2 separate regions of the Homo sapiens genome follow, and region 1 is linked to region 2. The links are chromatin contacts, found by Hi-C or POLR2A ChIA-PET in ENCODE. All regions are on one chromosome and are shown on one strand. Each heading gives the region's core, a stretch centred on a gene start or an enhancer-like site at or near the end of the contact. The rest is flanking DNA. Distances are from core to core; before and after follow the strand shown. Region 1 overlaps DLEU1 (deleted in lymphocytic leukemia 1). Region 2 holds the start of EBPL (EBP like).

Region 1 (6,225 bases), core at 1,561-4,060, 820 kb before region 2:
GTATAATTCCACTTAAAAGTTATCTAGAGTGGTCAAATTCACAGAAACAGAACATAAAAAGGTAGTTGCCAGGGCTTGGGGAAGGGGAGAATGGAGAATTGTAGTTTAAGAGGTATATAGTTTTAGATTTGCAAGATGAAAAAGTTTTGGAGATTGGCTGCACAACAATATGAACATACTTAACACTACTGAACTGTACACTTAGAAATGGTTAAGATGGTAAATTTTATGTTATGTGTTTTTTACCACAAAAATTTAAAACATTTACAAAGTTGGTATCATCAGTTCAGATGCCAGTTATAAGGCAAGGGAATGATTCCCACCAGAGTAAGATCAAAGTATGCATGGCAAGGAACCATCTTTTTACTGTCTGAAGTACCAGTTTATGACTTAACTTACAATGGGACATGAAGGAAATGAATGCAAAGATGCCAACCTAGCTGTGGTGGACTTCAGCTCACATCATGGAAACCATGAAGCAATTTAGCAAAGTTGGCTGCCTAAGCAGCCAAGGGTCCTGTGGTGCCTGTTAAAATCCAGCAAAAGCAGGGATGAGGTGCATTGGCCAGGGCCCAGTGCGTAGCCCCACAGCTGCAAAATGCTATCTGGCCTTTGAATCAGCACTCAGTGCTCCCCTTACCACTCTTAACTCTTAACTGCAAGAGTTAAACGCTGGAAAAGCTCAATCTAATATTCACTAAACAAACACTGAGAACCAGCTTTCTAATCATCACGTCTGCATCTTTTCTCATTACCTCCAGACTTTTGTCATAGGCCCTTGAAAAACTGGGCCTCTTGAAAAAAATGCAAAGAAAATCTTCTTGTTGTCCAAGGGCAAAGTTCTCACCCTTTCCTGATGTGACTACCTTAAGTGGTCTATACACTCCAGCAGAAAGTGGGAAACCCTCACAAAAGAATCTTTACCACGTCCCTATGAAATATTTTTATTCCTTTATAAAGTTGATTAATCTTCACAATAGAGCAATTATGTCTCTTTTCTCTCTCCTTCCTTCCTCCCTTCCTCCCTTTCTTTTCTTTCTTTCTTTCCTTCTTTCTTTCTTCCTTTCTTTCTCTCTTTTCTTTCTTTCTTTCTTCCCTTTTCTTTCTTCCTTTTCTTTTTTCTTTCTTTCTCTTTCTTTCTCTCTTTCTTTCTTCTTTCTTGATCAATAGAAACTTTCTCTAATTTTTATGGTGAACCGACATGATGCCATGGAATGCAGATTTAGATGGAACATTAAGCCCAGTTGGATTTTAAAATCCTTTATGGAGTCAAGGAAAACTACGCCCACCTCCATTAGGTAATGTCCTTCGATGCCTTGCATTCCACCCACAGTCAGAGTATTTTACCATATGGTCATTAATTTTTCAGCATTATAAAAATTGAGAAAATTTATTTATTTTCAAAAAATGTTTAACACTAACACTTAACCCTACACTAAAAATAAAAAGCAACAATGTCTAGAAATATGTTTTGTTCCATCATAGCTTCCATTGTTAAAATGTAGAACAAGCTGTCAAAATTCAAACACCCCTTAGCGCCAAAAAAAAAATCATTCTGTTTGACTTAGGAGCCTCCTCTTGGTATGATTTGCTTCACCCTAACTGAATTTATTGAGGATTACAGAGGTTGTGCATTGAAGTGTCCCTTCCAAAACCCAAACAAATCTCTCACACAAAGAGGACAACAGTAAAAGAAGCATGCAATTTACCAGGGCAGGCTGCTTACTGTCTTTTTTTTCTGATTTGCTTTACTTGTTTTAGTTTATGTTTTCATAAATCCTGTTTTGTTTAGCAACAGGTGTAACCCAGCTGCACCCACCCTAAAGTTGCTGTCTTTCTATTTCAGACTGTCTCCTGACATGGAATGACTCCAGAAGGCTCAGCCAAGAAAATAATTATGACAAGCTCAGAGAAATCTATAAAATGTTTAAATAGCTAACTAGCATGTTAACTACTGGAGGAAGCAGGTAGAATTAAATGGAAATATTAACTTTGAGATTAAAAAAATAAGAAGACAGAAAGAAAGCAAGCCCCAGGAAAAGTAAGGGAAAGGAGCAGTGAGCCAGGAGCGAGAGGAGGCTGGCCTTGGAAGCAGCGACAGTCTGAAAATATAGGTGCTGTAAAATATTTACTTGTCCTAAGTGCTTTCTCCTCCCCTGCCTGGTTGTGCCAACTCACAACCTCTTGTAAACTCTTCCATTTTTTATGGTTTTCTAGGGGCAGATGCTTATCAGCTGAAAGGTGAACTGCAACTATTTCACAGAAAATAAACTCAGAGTATGTTTATGTGATTGTTACTCTAAGACAGCAAGAAAAAAAAAATGAATTCAGCACACGAGCCATTTTAAAAATCTTGATCCTCGCCAAACCCCAAACCAAATTTGTGTCTTACACTGTTCTCTTCAGCCCCCTTTCACGTTCCTCCCCACAAGAATATAATCATTTGGACAACCCTAAGAGTCGCAAGCTAAGTCACTATTGTCACAGCTTGGCTTGTCTGGCAGTTTGGACACTGCCCAGTGTCCCCTCCAGGGAGCAGAGGAATCCGTGTAAAGATTTTACTTAATCATTATTTTTAACCTTTGGGGGTTGCAGCTAATGATATGAAAAAAGCCTTCAAAACCACACAATATACTGGGGCATAAAAATGGCCTATATTTGAAAATAACTCCAAGTTTAGCTGTTTTGGAATAAAGCAAATGTTTAAAGTAGCCTGAAGTGAAACTTGAATGTTTCAATAGGCCCAGCTGCCTCTGAGGCTGGCGTGGGGCTCGGGGAGGAAGCGGTGGTTTCTCTTTGAAGCCTGGCTGCAACAAGTCCAGGAGCGGCCAAATTGCAGAGAGAAGCTGCCTCCCCAGCCTGCAGGTCCCCCCGAGAGCTGCTGAGACAGAGCCATCATCATCTCACTTCTTTCCTGAAGGCAGAAAAAGAGGAGGAAAACAAGAAACACAAAAGGAGGACTTGGAAGATTTAGGGCTCTGAGTGCAAACGTTTTTGTGGCAATTAAAGTTTAAAGAAACCAAGCTGGCCCGCAGCAGGAGGAACTATGTTGAACACCAAGCAAACTGAGGAGGAGAGAATTGGAGTTTTTATTTTCTGCTTTGATAAAACAAACAAATAAACAGACAGACAAAAAAACTGGGATCCAAGAAACGAAGGAGACAAGATGACCGAGTGGGAACATGTCTCCAATGGGTTGTTTCATTTTTTGTTTCCGGTAATGAACCACCAGCAAATCCGAAGTACCCTACACCCTACATTGTCCCCTCCTTGTCTTCTAAGTGACCTAGTAGCAAGCTTTTTTTTTTTTTTTCCAAATTCTGTGGTCTATAGTGTATGTCAGAAGAGAACCTCCTCCCCCATCCTCTTTTCTCAGCTGAAGACTGGCTCCCTATGTCACTAAGATTACAAAAGAGGAACTTCCAAGCACTCCCATGTCCATAAATACTCACCTTTGTTTGCAAACCTCACATTCTGCTTCCTCTCCTGTCACTCTGTATGAACAGTCCATAACCCTTCGGCCACCCTCCACCTATGCGCTGGAACCCAAATGCACTCACCTACTCCAGGACATCATTTGTCCCCTGTCTCTTCTGCTGCATCATCAACTTCTACTTTTGACTATATTATTCCCACATACAAACATGCTGCAATTCTCCCATTTCAGGGGAAAAAAGTTTCTCTTTACCCCACTTCACCACCAGCTACCATCCCATCTTCTGGTCCCCTTTATGATAAAACTATGAAAAGCATAATTTATATCAGTGCTGTCCAGTAGCCATATAATGTGAGCCACATCTGTCATTTTAATTTTTCTAGTAGCCACATGAAAAAAATTTAAAAAGAAACAAATGAAATTAATTTTAATAATAAATTTTTGGAGTTATTTTCAGATATAGGCCATTTTTATGCCCCAGTTCTGTACAGCCCCAATTTCTCCTCCTTCCATCCTCTTTTGAACCCATGTCTCAGGGTTTTGCCTTCACCACTCAACTGACACTGCTCTTATCAAAGTCTCCAATAATTTGCTCTATCTAGAGGTCAATTCTCAGCCTATCACTTGCTTGACCTGTCACACTGTATTAGTCAATGTTCTCTAAAGGGACAGAACTAATTGGACAGATGAATGTATGAAGGGGAGTTTGTTAGGAGAACTGACTCACATGATCACAAGGTTAAGTCTCACAATAGGCCATCTGCAAGCTAAGAAGCCAGGAAGCCAGTCTGAGTCCCAAAACCTCAAAAGCAGGAAAGCTGACAGTGTAGCCTTCAGTCTGTGGCCAAAGGCCCAAGAGCCCCTGGCAAACCACTGGTGTAAGTCCAAGAGTCCAAGAACTTGGAGTCTGATGTTTGAGGGCAGGAAGCATTCAGCACAAGAGAAAGATGGAGACCAGAAGACTCAGCCAGTCTAGTCCTTCCACATTCTTCTGCCTGCTTTTATCCTAGCTGTGCTGGCAGCTGATTAGATTGTGCCCACCAAGACTGATGGTGGGGTCTGTGCCTCCCAGTCCACTGACTCAAATGTTAATCTCCTTTGGCAACATCCCCACAGACACACCCAGGAACAATACTTTGCATCCTTCAATCCTATCAAGTTGACACTCAATATTTACCATTAAGCGGCATTTAACCCAGCAGATCACTCTTTCCTGCTTGATAAACTTTCTTCCCTTGGCTTCCAGGATACCACCACACTCTCCTGGCTTTCCCCTTACCTCACTGGTTGCTGCTCCCCCGTCACCTTTGCTGGTTTATTCTCGTCTTTTCGCCCTCTAAATTATGTGCCAGTGGAAAGTCCCAGCACTCATTCTTCCATCCTCTTTACTTTTCTAGTCACTCTGTCTCCTGGATGCTGTCATCCACCTATTTGTTGACAAATCTCCACCCTGGATCTCCCTTCTGAACTCCAGCCCCATAATCTCCCTTCAGGCCCATGTATCTCCATTTGGACATCGCAAGGCCTATCAAACCTAATGTGTGCAGAAATTGATCTCCTGATTACCACCCTTGAAACTTTCTTCTCCTGCTACTTATCTCATCTCAGGATATGGCAACTTCTTGCTCCGGTCTTGAGAACATCCTTGTTCATCTTTCTCATACACTACCTCCAATCCTTCAACAAATCCTCTCAAGTATACCCTCAAAATATATCCCCAATCTGCCCATTTCTTTCCTTCTTGTCTGTTTTGCTTCTCACGGTAGGTGGCTGGTACTAAGTGGTCGATGATAAATGAAAGACCACTTCCTGAACCCATGAGAAGCAGAGACAGGCTGGTGTTGCATCATTTTATGCCCAGCTACAGCTGATGTTACAGACACTATAGTAATACTACAGAGCTGGGGGTGGGAACCAGAGAGGGCTGGAGATTTCCCTGAGTAGGGAAGAAGAGACACAGCAGAGTAGCTCAGGTGTGATCATTTGCAGCCTAACTAGGTGGAATGCCATGGCTGGGCCACTCCACTTTGCCATTCCTTATCCATCCAGTGCAATTAACCTAAGTGTTCTAATTGCCTCCTCCCACTCCCTTCAAGAATACCATCAATCTCTCTGGCATTGGTTGCTCTGATTTTAAAGGCCCTCATACCAGTCCCATGTGTCATCTTCCCTTCTCTCTCAACTTGATAAAAGAGAGGGAAAACCCTTGTAGGCTCCTACTCTAAGGTCTAGAAATCAGCTTTGTGCTCAAGGAATTTTTTCTATGTCATTGAATCTAACATTTTAAAATCAAGTTGGAGAAATCACAAACTAGAAGATTTATAGATTTTGTATATAAAAATAAAAAATTACTCCATTCATAAGAGACTAAACAATCTTAAAAATTACTCAACAAATGGGAAAAAAATAGTCACAGAAACTAAGTCACATAATTAATATTTAAATAAAGCTGTAGGATCCAAAAGATAAATACATATGTAAATGATATGAACATATAGTCCTCAAGAGACAATACAAGTGGTTAGCAAATATTGAAAACTGAGTTGGGCAAGGTGGTTAAGGCCTGTAATCCCAACAATTTGGGGGGCTGAAGAGGAAAGATGGCTTGAGCTCAGGAGCTTGAGACCAGCCAGGGAAACATAGGGAGACCTCATCTCTGAAAATATGTTTAAAAATTAGCCAGGCATAATGGCACACACTTGTGGTCCCAGCTACTCAGCAGGCTGTGTGGGAGGATTGCTTGAGCCCAAGAGGTCAAGGCTACAGTGAGCCATGACTGCTCTATTGCA
Region 2 (6,380 bases), core at 1,369-3,868:
AATACTGGTCTGGAGTCCAGAGAATAGGACCAGGCTAGAGATTTGAGTTCTCTGCAGGTTTTGCTGGTCATTAAAGCAGAGGGTAAGGATGAGACTGCCTGGATTTGGGGTCTGGAGTGAGAACAGGGCCGAGGACTGGGTTGTGGAGCTGCAGCATTCACTAGGCATTTGTAGTGGAAGATGCACTTGCAAAGGAAACAGAATGGCTAAGGAGGCTGTATTCTCAGAAAACCAAAGGAAAAATATTTCAGTGCTGGGATGCTGCTGAGAAGTAAACTACACTAAGAAAATGAACTGTTCTTGGGGTTCAGTGATGTGGAGGCCAGTAGTCACCTTAGTGAGAGCTATATCAGTGTGATAAGGCAGAAACCAGAGTAGAAAGGACTGAGGAGCAGGGTCAAGACATGAAGACAGGGGATCTGATCAGTTTTTTCATTAAGTTTCTATTTTGCTCTGAAGGGGAGGTGGGCCGAGTGGTCCCTAAAGGATGATAAGTTAGTTACAGGACAGGATCCAGAGCATAGGTGGCTAGATTGACCATACTCAGTCGCCAGTTATTTAACTGAGCAGCTAATATATGCCAAACTCTGTAATAGGTGCCAGGGATACAGCAATAAAAAAGCTAGCCACAACCCCTGGCCTTGAAGACTTACATTATAGTGGCAGGAGATTAGCAATAAGTGTGTAAACAAGGATCATTCTATCTGGTGTTAACTGCTATAAAAAATGGTATAGGAAGTGACTAAGGGAAAAATTTCTTGTGTTCAGTGCCAGCATTTTTTTTAATAACTGTAAAATACACATAAAATTTGCCATCTTAACCATTTTTAAGTGTGCAGCTCAGTAAAGTATGTTCACGTTGTTGTGCAACCAATCTCCAGAACATCATCTTGCAAATCAAACTATCCGAATAAATAACACTCCACTTTTCCCCGCGCCCCCCCCCCACTCCCGCCCCGCCCCACCCCTGGTAACCATCATTCTATTTTGTTTCTGCAAATTGATTATTTTAGATATTTCCTGTAAGTGGAATCATAAGTATGTTTTTGTGACTGGCTTATTTCACCGACCTCATAGGGTTGTTGTGATGTTAAATAATGTAGGTTTGTTCCCGGACCAAACTGGGGGTTGGGCAGCCCAATAATGAGGTGCAGATGAACTGGGGAAGAAGAGTTTTTATTTCTGCAACCGGTTACAGGGAGAAGGTCTGGAAATTATTGCCAGACCAACTCATAATTACAAAGTTTTTCCAGAGCGTATATACCTTCTAAGCTATATGTCTACGTGTAAGAGTGCATTCATCTAAAGACGTAAGTGATTAACAACTTCTAATCCTGAAGACCTTCCTCTGGAGCCTCAGTAAATTTACTTAATCTAAATAGGTCTGGGTGCTGGGATGATTACCCTTATTTTGTCTCTTGCTAAATCATGGAGGCTTGTGGAATTCCTCCAGACTCCCAATAAACTTGTTTTTGGAGGCCTGGGGAGTTTCTTCAGACCCCCAATAAAACTTGTTTAATCCTAAACGGGTCCTGTTAAAAATTCCTTAGTTATCTTGTCATGCTTCAAGGCCCAAGAAAGGCCTAGGCAAAACTCTTGGTGGGCTTTTGTTACATTCCAGACTTTGGTATATGGGCACTGACTCTTTCAGCTTTTAATTTTTTTTTTGTTTTTTGAGACGGAGTCTCGCTCTGTTGCCCAGGCTGGAGTGCAGTGGCGCGATCTCGGCTCACTGCAAGCTCCGCCTCCCGGGTTCACGCCATTCTCCTGCCTCAGCCTCCGGAGTAGCTGGGACTACAGGCGCCCGTCACCACGCCCGGCTAATTTTTTGTATTTTTAGTAGAGACGTGGTTTCGCCGTGTTAGCCAGGATGGTCTCGATTTCCTGACCTCGTGATCCGCCCGCCTTGGCAAAAAGTGCTGGGATTACAGGCGTGAGCCACCGCGCCCGGCCTCAGCTTTTAATATTTAATTTAACCACTCAGTGCTGAAGCAGTTGTGATGGAGGCCTGCGATAGTGAAACCTGGCCTGCCACAGGTTAAACGCATCTATCGCCAAGCCAATAGGACTTACCGCTCCTCTCACCCACCCTTCTACTTTTCTGGATTTTTAAGAAATGGAAAGATTGTCAGAGTAGGCCATAAAGGCTTTAAGCCGGCTGGTGGCTGAAAACTCCCTTGGCCCCCAGCCTCCCTGGTAAGGCTTGCTGCAGCCTAATTAAAACCTTTTGCCCCTAAAATTCTGCCCCGGTCTACTGGCAAAATTTCCACTACCTAGGCTTCACTTTGTGGCTTAAAGTTTGAGCCTTGTTAAAAGCGAAACAACATCAAAAGGTGTGGCCCTATTACCAATCCTTTGGGCTCGGTTTGGGAACAGGTTTGGTCGAGGCGGTTGCGCAAGTTGGTGAGCACGTTCCTTCTACGGAACCTCCATGGGCGGCACCTGGCAAAACCACCGGACTCAGCAGGCTGGCCAGGGTGCGAGGCGGGCACGGAATCCTCGCTCTGGCCCCGACCCGGCCGGGGAGCCCCGTCCCTCCCCGGACCGCCTTGGCCAATCAGCTCCGCTCCTCCTTGGCCATCCGGCTCCGCCCCTTCCCGGCCAGCCCCGCCCCGTCGTTTCTCTCCCTGCTTTCCTCTGCCGCATGGTCCTGGGCCGTTGGCGTCGGAAGCCTGAAGCATGGGCGCTGAGTGGGAGCTGGGGGCCGAGGCTGGCGGTTCGCTGCTGCTGTGCGCCGCGCTGCTGGCGGCGGGCTGCGCCCTGGGCCTGCGCCTGGGCCGCGGGCAGGGGGCGGCGGACCGCGGGGCGCTCATCTGGCTCTGCTACGACGCGCTGGTGCACTTCGCGCTGGTAAGTGCCATCGCCTAGACCCTGCACTCCCCATCCCAGAGAGTGGGAGCGGGGGCGGCAAGGCGGGGTGAGGGGGTCCTGCGGCTTTTTGCAGCGAGCTGGCCGCCCCTCCCCCTGCTGCAGGAAGTCTGTTAGCTGAGAGGCGCCTGGAGGCCGCGGCGGCCGGAGTTCTGATTCCCAGGTCTGTGAACAGAGCGCAGCTTACCTTGTGCTGCCGATTCCTCCACCAAACTTTAAAAAAATTCTGTACGTGCTATGTTAGTTTAGAAGATACCTCAGCTTCCTCGGCTTTGTAACCTGCACGTAACTGTTGAACTGGACATAATTGAGAGTAGAATTGAGGTCATTTTTAAATGCCCCAGAGGGGGCAAGGAGAGATGCTTGCTCCGGAGGCAGCAAGGCTATTGTCGCAAAACCCGAAGCCTTTGCCAAGACAAACGAAACACCCGTGTCTAATGTGTGCCAGGCGCATTACTGAGTTTAAAATTTCAGATCTTTACAGCATCCATAAATTAGTTATTATTGTTCCCCATTTTACAGAGGTGAAGGTAGGCGCTGCAAAATTAGGTGACTTTCCAGTGCCACACAGCTGGCATGATTCTGAGGCAGTCTAGTCTGGCTCCCAAGTTTGCACTCTGTGTATCAGTCGAGGTCTTAGGAAATATGTGTCCTTAGAGATTCAACCCATTTTATAAAATAGCCAGGAAGGTTGTGTTTAAGGCATTTATATTGAAATGCCCCGCCCCCCACCACACACGCGCACGCACACACACACACACACTTTTAAGTTTTTTTTAAACTATGCCCAAGTATCAGTTTGTTTTTTTTTTTTTTTGTAAAGTTGACCTTGTTTAACTCTAGACACACCTGTGGCTAATGTGAAGCCAAAGTCAGTAGTATTGAGAAAGCAAGCCGAGTTTTGGGTAATCATCGAGTTCTGTAAATGTTTACGGGTTGGCTTTGTGCCCATGACTGATGTTGCTGGAATTCTTTTTATTCTGATAATCAACATGTAGAGATAAGGGACAGTGAATGTTTCTCTCAACTCCTTTATTTATAGAATTCTTTTTTTTTTTTTTTGTCTTTTTTTTTGTTGTTGTTCTTGAGACAGAGTCTAACACTGTTGCCCAGGCTGGAGTGTAGTGGCACTATCTCGGCTCACTGCAACCTCCGCCCCTTGGGTTAAAGCTATTCTCCTGCCTCAGCCTCCCGAGTAGCTGGGATTACGGGCGCCCGTCACCACGCCCAGCTAATTTTTGTGTTTTTAGTAGAGATGAGGTTTCACTATGTTGGCCAGACTGGTCTCAAACCCCTAACATCAGATGATCTGCCCACCTTGGCCTCCCAAAGTGCTGGGATGACAGGCGTGAGCCACCGCCACCGCCACCAGCCGAGAATTGATTTTTAAGCTATCACTTGAACACAAGGTTTCCCACAGAACAAGGGAGATAAAGCAGATTGCTAGGCCCGGTTAGAAAAAATGTATAACAAAATGTATAACATAACAAAAATGTTGCTAGGCCCAGTGAGAGAAAACTGTGTAACATATTGGCTGGGTATAACTGTATATAGCATATCAGAATGTATATATATAAAAATGTATAACATATCGGACACAGTGGCTCATGCCTGTAATCCCAGCATTTTGGGAGGCTGAGGCGGGTGGATCACGAGGTCAGGAGTTCAAGACCAGCCTGGCCAACATGGTGAAACCCCGTCTGTACTAAATATACAAAAATTAGCCAGGTGTGGTGACGGTGCCCATAATCTCAGCTACCCGGGTGGCTGAGGCAGGAGAATTGCTTGAACCTGGAAGGTGGAGGTTGTAGTGAGCCATGATCAAGCCACTGCACTCCAGCCTGGGCAACAGAGCAAGACTCTATCTTGGGAAAAAAAAGAAAAATGTTTAACATACCTTAGACAAACAAAAAGCTGTAAAAATACTTAAACTATATGCGTGTGTTCACCACTTGGTTTAAGACTGTTTACTTTTCAAGCTCAGGTTGTTACAGGTAACACGACACACACCTCCTTTTGTGCCATTACCTACCCCAGCTGCAAAGTAGTCCACTGTGTGAATACACCATACCTTAGTTCTCCAAGTCTAAGACCCACATTTTTTCACATATTAGAAGAATCAACTACATCATGTAACTACTGTAGGCCATTTGATTGATATTTTAATGTCTCTAAATTGGGATGTATCTTATATTTGATGAATACGATCACTTAACCAGCCCATATTAGTGGACACATTTTTCTGTCATTACAAACAATGCATCTACCAACGTCTTTGTACATGTGTCTCAGAGATCAGTGGGGAGAGCACTTGAATTAAGCAGTTGAGGCTGCAAGAAAATACATGCCCATGTTGTCTTTGCTTGGGAGTTTATTGCAAGAATACCCAGAAGTGTGGGACAAGCTAAGACTAAGATGTAGAGCTTAGGGGAGAACCAAAATTAAAACTCACTTGTTCACTAGAAGATGAGTTGCCTCTCCTTAACCCGACACTTCTTTTTTTTTTTTTTTTTTTTTGAGACGGAGTCTCGCTCTATTACCCAGACTGGAGTGCAGTGGCGCAATCTCGGCTCGCTGCAAGCTCCGCCTCTCGGGTTCACGCCATTCTCCTGCCTCAGCCTCCTGAGTAGCTGGGACTACAGGCACCCGCCACCACGCCCGGCTAATTTTTTGTATTTTTTGTAGAGACGGGGTTTCACCATATTAGCCAGGATGGTCTCGATCTCCTGACCTCGTGATCTACCTGCCTCGGCCTTCCAAAGTGCTGGGATTACAGGCGTGAGCCACTGCGCCTGGCCACCCCCTGACACTTCTTAAAGAGAGGAGCTCTGTAGGTTTTTTGGCTGCCATCAAATTGAAAGCTATCCTGTTGGACAGTTTCAAGCCAAGCATTCCCAGGGGCAGTTCATTTCCCAGATGTCCAACCAGAGTGCAGTCACCTTGGGCCCCAGCACTGGTCATCAGTTCAGCTCGTTATGACTACAGCAGAGGGCAGGCTGACTTCCCATCAGCCTACCTGGAAGGAGCCATGGCAACATACTAGAAGAAGGAAATGGTGGGGTCACCATTCTGAGGTCGCTGTGGGCAGCCTAGGCACTGGTGCTTCATGGATAAAATTTTATCTCTTCTGCAATCTATGTATAGCATTCAGGCATGGCCAGAAACATGAGGCAAGATATGAATGCCTGTGTATGGAACACATCCTGTAGTCCAGATTGACAGGAGCACAGGGTTTACATAAGAAGTGGGAGGACCAGCTGGAAAGGTGACAGGTAAGAATTGTATTCTGTAGTGAGAAGCCACTGAAGGATTTCAAGCAGGGAAGTCACGTGGCCAAAGCAGATCTTCATAAAGATAATTTAGTGGTGATGTGTTAAGTCAGAAACTCTAGCGTCCGAGATTTTACCCAACTTAGAAGTTAACAAGGTAGTCCAGTTTGATTCCCCAAGGCCCAAACCCCACAGGACAACATAATGAAGGCCAGATGTTACTGCCTGTACATGCAGTGGGAT

Evidence for each region. Hi-C counts contacts between places; a loop is a spot of excess contacts on that map. ChIA-PET counts read pairs that join two places held with the same protein, here RNA polymerase II (POLR2A). Pooled maps may share reads with other maps.
Region 1: a loop to region 2 is called in a pooled map, with 3 times the contacts of the local background. The contact joins the enhancer-like site here to the promoter of EBPL in region 2. A Hi-C loop is called at or near these places in 1 of 50 pooled maps. POLR2A ChIA-PET finds 5 or more read pairs at or near these places in 2 of 52 experiments (HepG2 and activated CD4-positive, alpha-beta T cell).

What each region holds. Positions count from the first base shown.
Region 1 is chr13:50,509,301-50,515,525 of GRCh38, reverse strand. The region is part of intron 5 of DLEU1 (deleted in lymphocytic leukemia 1); the gene reads right to left. Among named protein-coding and RNA genes, the nearest start is that of DLEU1-AS1, 15 kb to the left of the region's middle. Within about 2 kb of position 2,810, at least 33 of the 41 ENCODE cell types and tissues checked have a DNase peak (open chromatin) inside an H3K27ac peak, as active enhancers do.
Region 2 is chr13:49,687,724-49,694,103 of GRCh38, reverse strand. EBPL (EBP like) reads left to right here and starts at 2,618. Exons shown (of 4, transcript NM_032565.5): 1 at 2,618-2,850. The coding sequence starts at 2,680. RefSeq lists silencers at 2,493-2,692, 2,723-2,862 and an enhancer at 2,326-3,323.